Linked DNA regions of Mus musculus: region 2 is linked to region 1. Evidence: chromatin loops called from intact Hi-C (ENCODE). Cell type or tissue: left cerebral cortex. All regions are shown on one strand.

Region 1 (2,500 bases):
CATGGCTGGGGTCAGTCTAGTGATCCACTAGAGTTGGAGTCTAAGCATGATGCTTTCAACCCTGTGCTTCTCCTCACCACTCCCCTCCCCATCTGTAAGCACATTCTGAAACTTTGATAGTTACATGAAAAATTGCACTTTATTTAAAGTTTATTTTTCAATTTTACTTCTGAGGTAGTTTATTAAGGAAAACAATAAACTTAATTTGACACTTTGGGACTAGGGAAATATAACTTACTTTAAAAGTTTACTAATCTGCTTAACGTTTCTTTAAATTTAAAAGTTTTCCCAAACAGCTTTTGATATTTTAATATGCTTAAAAAATACATGACATTAAAAATGCTCCCACTGTCCATAGTCTAATTTCAGACTAAAAATATCTATTTACTAATACAGAGTAACAACGTTGAATGACTAGTATACAACAGCTAACTTTTCTAACAGTGACAACTAAACTGACACTACATAAATCGATTGCTATAAACCTCTTAAAAACTTAGTCTTGAGGCGTGTTTTAACTATCTTAACAGGTGAACACACCTTTTCACAGTAAGCTAAGAGCAGCAATGGTCCACACAGATGTAAAATTCACATTGTCTACAGCACCTAATTTTACACTGAGTCTTCACTAAGACTTGCCGCTCCTCTCCACAACCTAGAGGTTCTAAAATTTACAAAAGAATCCCATCAGACTCGTTATAATAAAAATAACATTTAGCCAACCAATTTCAACTCTTAAAAGTATGAAGTGTGCTAACAAGCATGTAAACAAAATGACTTTCATCTACTTTTTAAGATTGATATTCTAGAAAACCTCAAAGGCCAAAGTTATTACTAACTTCAAATTCAAATTTCAATAGCCTCCCAACTATTTCACTTAACCCTACTCAGAACAAAACTAGTGCAAAGTTGGAGTAGTCTGCAAAACGCCAACAATTCTGAATGATCAGGTTAAAAAATAATAATAATAAAAATGTTCGTCCCTGCGTATAAAAGAACACCCTCCTTAAATGATCAAATACCCAAGATCTGGAAACTTGCTCCAGATTCAAAAACTCTAGAAACTAGAGCCATCCTTGCCTCGGTAGGTGATACTATCTGTGACCGATAGGCTGTGCTTGCAAATGTAGTGCAAAGAGCGAGTGAGTTTTCAAGTCCTGATACGAATTACTTAAACATCCATTTTGGAGTCCCGTGCCCACCCCCCACCTCCTCCGTCTCAGACTTCATTTTGTGAGGAATTTTGCGCGCGATGCCGCAGTGACAATCTCCGGAAAGCGCGGGCCGGCCCGGGCTCCCACCGGGGACGCGAGCGAGCAGGGAAGCGCGGCAGAGCCGGACGGCCCGCGCGTGACGGCCGCGCGGCGGCGGGAGGCCTTGGGCTGGCGGGCTGGCGGGCGGGCGCGCCGCAGGCCCGGGATGGCGGGCGGGCGGGACTTACCGCTCCGGCGGCGGCGGCGGGGACCCCGGCGGCGGCGGCAACGGCCGCCTCCTCGTCGTCGTCGCCCGGCGATGGCGGCCCTATCTTGCTGCAGGTAGCGGCCAGCAGAGCGAGCGGTGACGGCTGAGTGTCCTACCCGCGATGGGCGGGTTCAGAGAGGGAGACAGGGAGGGGGGTGGCGGTTAGGGCCGGGCCCGCTCGCACAGGAAGTACGGCTCGCTCCGCGCCTGGCCGCGCCGCCAACCCGGCCCCGCGCTCTCCTCCTCCTCCTCCTCCGGGGTCTGCGGCGCCTCTCCCCGCGCTCGGTGGCCCGCGGCGGACGGCTGCGCGCCGGGCCTCTTCCCTCCGTCCGGATCCCACCCGGGAGGGCGCGCACACTTGCACACTCACACACACACAAACACACACACAAAAAGGCGGCGGGCGGGGGCGCGCGGGCGGGGTCGGAGCGTTGGCGCCTCGGGCGGGCAGCTCCCGGGGCGGGGGAGGGGCGGGCGAGCGCGCGCGGGAGGGAGGGAGGGAAGGAGGGAGGGCGAGGGGAGGAGAAAGCGGCGCGCGGGGAGCCCGGCCGCGCTCAGCCGCTCCTCACCTGGGCCGCCGCCGCCGCCGCGCCGTTTCCGTGCTGCTGCTGTTGCTGCTGCTGCTGCTGTAGATACTCGCCGTGGCCGCCGCCGCCTCCGCCGCCGTCCACGTCCAAGGCAGCCATTTCCTCTTGTTTCACGGGCTTTTCGGGAGCTGCAGGCACAGCGCGGGGGGAGGGGGGAGGAGGAGGGTGGGGTGGGGAGGAAGGCGGGTGCGGGGAGGGAGGGGGCCCGCGAGCCGCGGCCACATTAGTGAGCGCCGGGCGGCCCGGGCCCTGCCCCTCCCCTGCCCTCCCCCCGGCCGCGGCGGCCACGGCGGCGGCGGCGCGCTCCCTCCTCCCCTCCTGCTGCCCCCGCCCGCCGCGGCTGTAACCCTCCTCCTCCTCGTTCCCTCCTCCTCCTCCCCGCGCTGCCCCTGCCCCCTCTCCTCTCCTCTCCTCTCCTCCCCTTTCCCTCCGCGGCGCTCGCTCCTCTCGCA
Region 2 (2,500 bases), 290 kb after region 1:
CCTTTGTTACATTGTCATTATTTCCCCAAATGTTTTAACAGTCAGCTCAACACTTTAGCATAACACATTGATCTTTGTTTAAAAACTAGATTTTTTAGAAGATGAAAAAAATCTGTCAGACGGAAGGGGAAAAAAACTGGAACCCCCCCCCCAAGATTTTCTTTGAGCCCCACCTTAGAGTTGAAACGGGCAGGATTGTTGAATTGTCTGTATTCCTTTGGAAGACTTCCCTAACTTTTATTGTGATGAGGACGCGTGTGTCTAGGAATATGCGAAAGCCCACGTCCAGAGTCTGACAGCTGGAACTGCGTGGAAAACAGCGGGAGGGGGAGGGGACTGCTGCAGGAGGAGGAGGAGGAGGAGGAGGAGGAGGAGGAGGAGGAGGAGGAGGAGGAGGAGGAGGAGGAGGAGGAGGAGGAATCCGGGTGCCTCGAGCCCGAGACGCCTGTGAGAACTGTTTAAATGGTGGGCTTAAAAATGTTACCAGTGCCAAGTGGCTTTTCGGGTTGTCTTATTTATGACTTGGTCAGGTTTCCTTAAGAAGAGGGTGGGTTGGGGAGGAGAAGTCGTGGGGAACCCCTCTGCACTTCTCCTCCCCGGGCTGCCCAGGGTGAATCGGAAACGCCTCGCTGCCACTTAACAATCCCTCTATTAGTAAATCGACGCGAGGACCCTACGGGAAGCCGAGGGCCAGCCTCCCCTTCCAGGGCAGAAATCACCTGTTGGGAACAGCTCCTGGGTCCCCCCTGCTGGGCTTTCTGGCTTGGTCCTGCAGCCTGGTAACCCGCCCCCTTCCACCGCGTTGTCTTTCTTTACGCCCCCCCCCCCCTTAGATTTTTATCTCAGTCACCTAGGACGCAGAGCTTCCTTCCTAGCTGATCAGCTCATCCCTCTCTTTTCTCCTTTTCCGCCATCATTTTCCTCCTTTTCTTTTGTCACCTTAAAGTTTTCTTTTAAAGGCATTCTGAGCAAAAATAGTCTAGGGAAAGGCGACGTCCACATAAGCTCTCCCCATTCACGAAGAGCCGGTGCGTGCAGGCCTGGTCTTCCACCTTAAGGTGAGAGAGAAGTCTTGCGGTGGACTTACTTTTGGGCCTAGAGATCTTGCAAATGAACTCAACCTGGAAAAACAACTTCACATCCTCCTGACTTGTCGTTCCCCCGACAAATTGTCTTTTGCACCCGATCATTTAGGGTTGGGAGTTATTATTTTAAAAAGCAGGATGTGGTTTGGAGGGGGGACGTGCTTACACGTTTAAGTATCCAGACCTGCCTGAGGGCGCTGGTATTTCTAGTTCAAAAGCTGCCTCTGGCTACCCTGGAAAAGACAAAAGTAATGCCCAGAAACAGGAAACCCTCCAGCGGCGGCGCCTTGCGATGCGTGAGGACACCTCTTTTTACACCAAGGTCCAGAGAGGCTTTGAAGATGCTTCCAGCTTGCAGAAGGCGGAGGCGCCCACGTGTGGCCTGGCTTTCGCAGACTCTCTCGGTGAAGGCTCCGGAGAGGTCCTCCAAAGGCTGTGTCAGCAGGGTGCCTGATGAAGATGAGCCTTCCTTTGGAGTCCCTTGGCCCTGAAGACGGAGTTTCTAGGCCCTAGCAGTCTGCAGTGGAGATAGTTTGAATCTGAAGCAAGAAAAATGACTCTATAAACATCCCCTAAAACTCGACTTCAACCTGAAATCCGACATGCAAATCTCCACCGGGTTAAACAAACAGCGGTGCAAGCTGCAGCTTCGGCGGGGGTGGCGGTGGGGGGGCGGACGCCGCTCGCGCCGGTCTCCGTTTCCAAAGTTGTTACAATGTGAAAATAAGCGGCTTCGTGCAGAGTGTTGTATGGGCTGATGCTTCCCACCCCCACGCCAGCCCCCAGAAAAACCTGGCAGATAATCAGCACGTCCCACTGTTTAGTCATATTTGACAACTGGGTTAACCTGGTATCTAGGCGCTGGCGAAGCCATACAAAGGGTGCCCTCAATTACCACCAGGAGCTTCTGGTGTGATAGGCACTTGTATTACCCCCTGGGTCAGAGGCCAGAGCGACAATTAGGAAGTCACTTAGACCGCTGGAGGGAAATGGCGGGATGCAGCAGGCTCTGGGCTCTCCTAACAAGTCTGTGGGTGTAGACCTGCCTGGAGAGGCCCAGCTGTCCTTTGCGCCCTCTGCTCAATAGGACTCTGAGTATAAAAAGAGTACGGTGGGAGCAGGAATCTGGGAAAACGACCACGACAAGGATAAATCCATCGCAAGAGTGATGGCTACAAGTTCAAGTTCTTCGCAGCAACAACGTGTACACACAAAGTGAACGCAGACCATTTCTGCTTGTGCCCTAGGCCGGGGTGTCCCTCTCCTGCTTCTTTCCCACAAGTGGAGAGTGAAGACTGTCAGCCCTACGTAGCAAGGTGGCCAGGGTGGTGGGAGTGGTGGGGGCCTGCGGCTTGGTCTCAACAGTACTTAAACCTGGCTTGGTACGTGAGTGTGTGTAAATTTTTAATTGCACT

The links. A loop is a pair of places that touch in the nucleus more often than their neighbours do. Peaks named below come from ENCODE experiments on the same cell type or tissue, not always from the same donor. Only the 100,000 strongest peaks of a DNase experiment are listed, where the experiment ranks them.
Region 2: it touches region 1 in a loop (7-fold over the local background); 21 of 42 quality-filtered maps call a loop at or near these places.

What each region holds. Positions count from the first base shown.
Region 1 is chr2:72,977,457-72,979,956 of GRCm38, forward strand. It overlaps Sp3 (trans-acting transcription factor 3), which reads right to left. Exons shown (of 7, transcript NM_001018042.3): 2 at 2,031-2,176; 3 at 1,442-1,573. Sp3os (trans-acting transcription factor 3, opposite strand) reads left to right here and starts at 1,976. Exons shown (of 3, transcript NR_045269.2): 1 at 1,976-2,139. In left cerebral cortex, a CTCF peak has its summit at 1,102; DNase peaks (open chromatin) are centred at 1,196, 1,677, 2,082 and 2,415; H3K4me3 peaks cover 2,120 bases; H3K27ac peaks cover 1,292 bases.
Region 2 is chr2:73,269,234-73,271,733 of GRCm38, forward strand. No RefSeq gene overlaps it. Among named protein-coding and RNA genes, the nearest start is that of Sp9, 1.4 kb to the right of the region's middle. In left cerebral cortex, no CTCF peak of the experiment used is centred here; DNase peaks (open chromatin) are centred at 1,444, 2,055 and 2,305.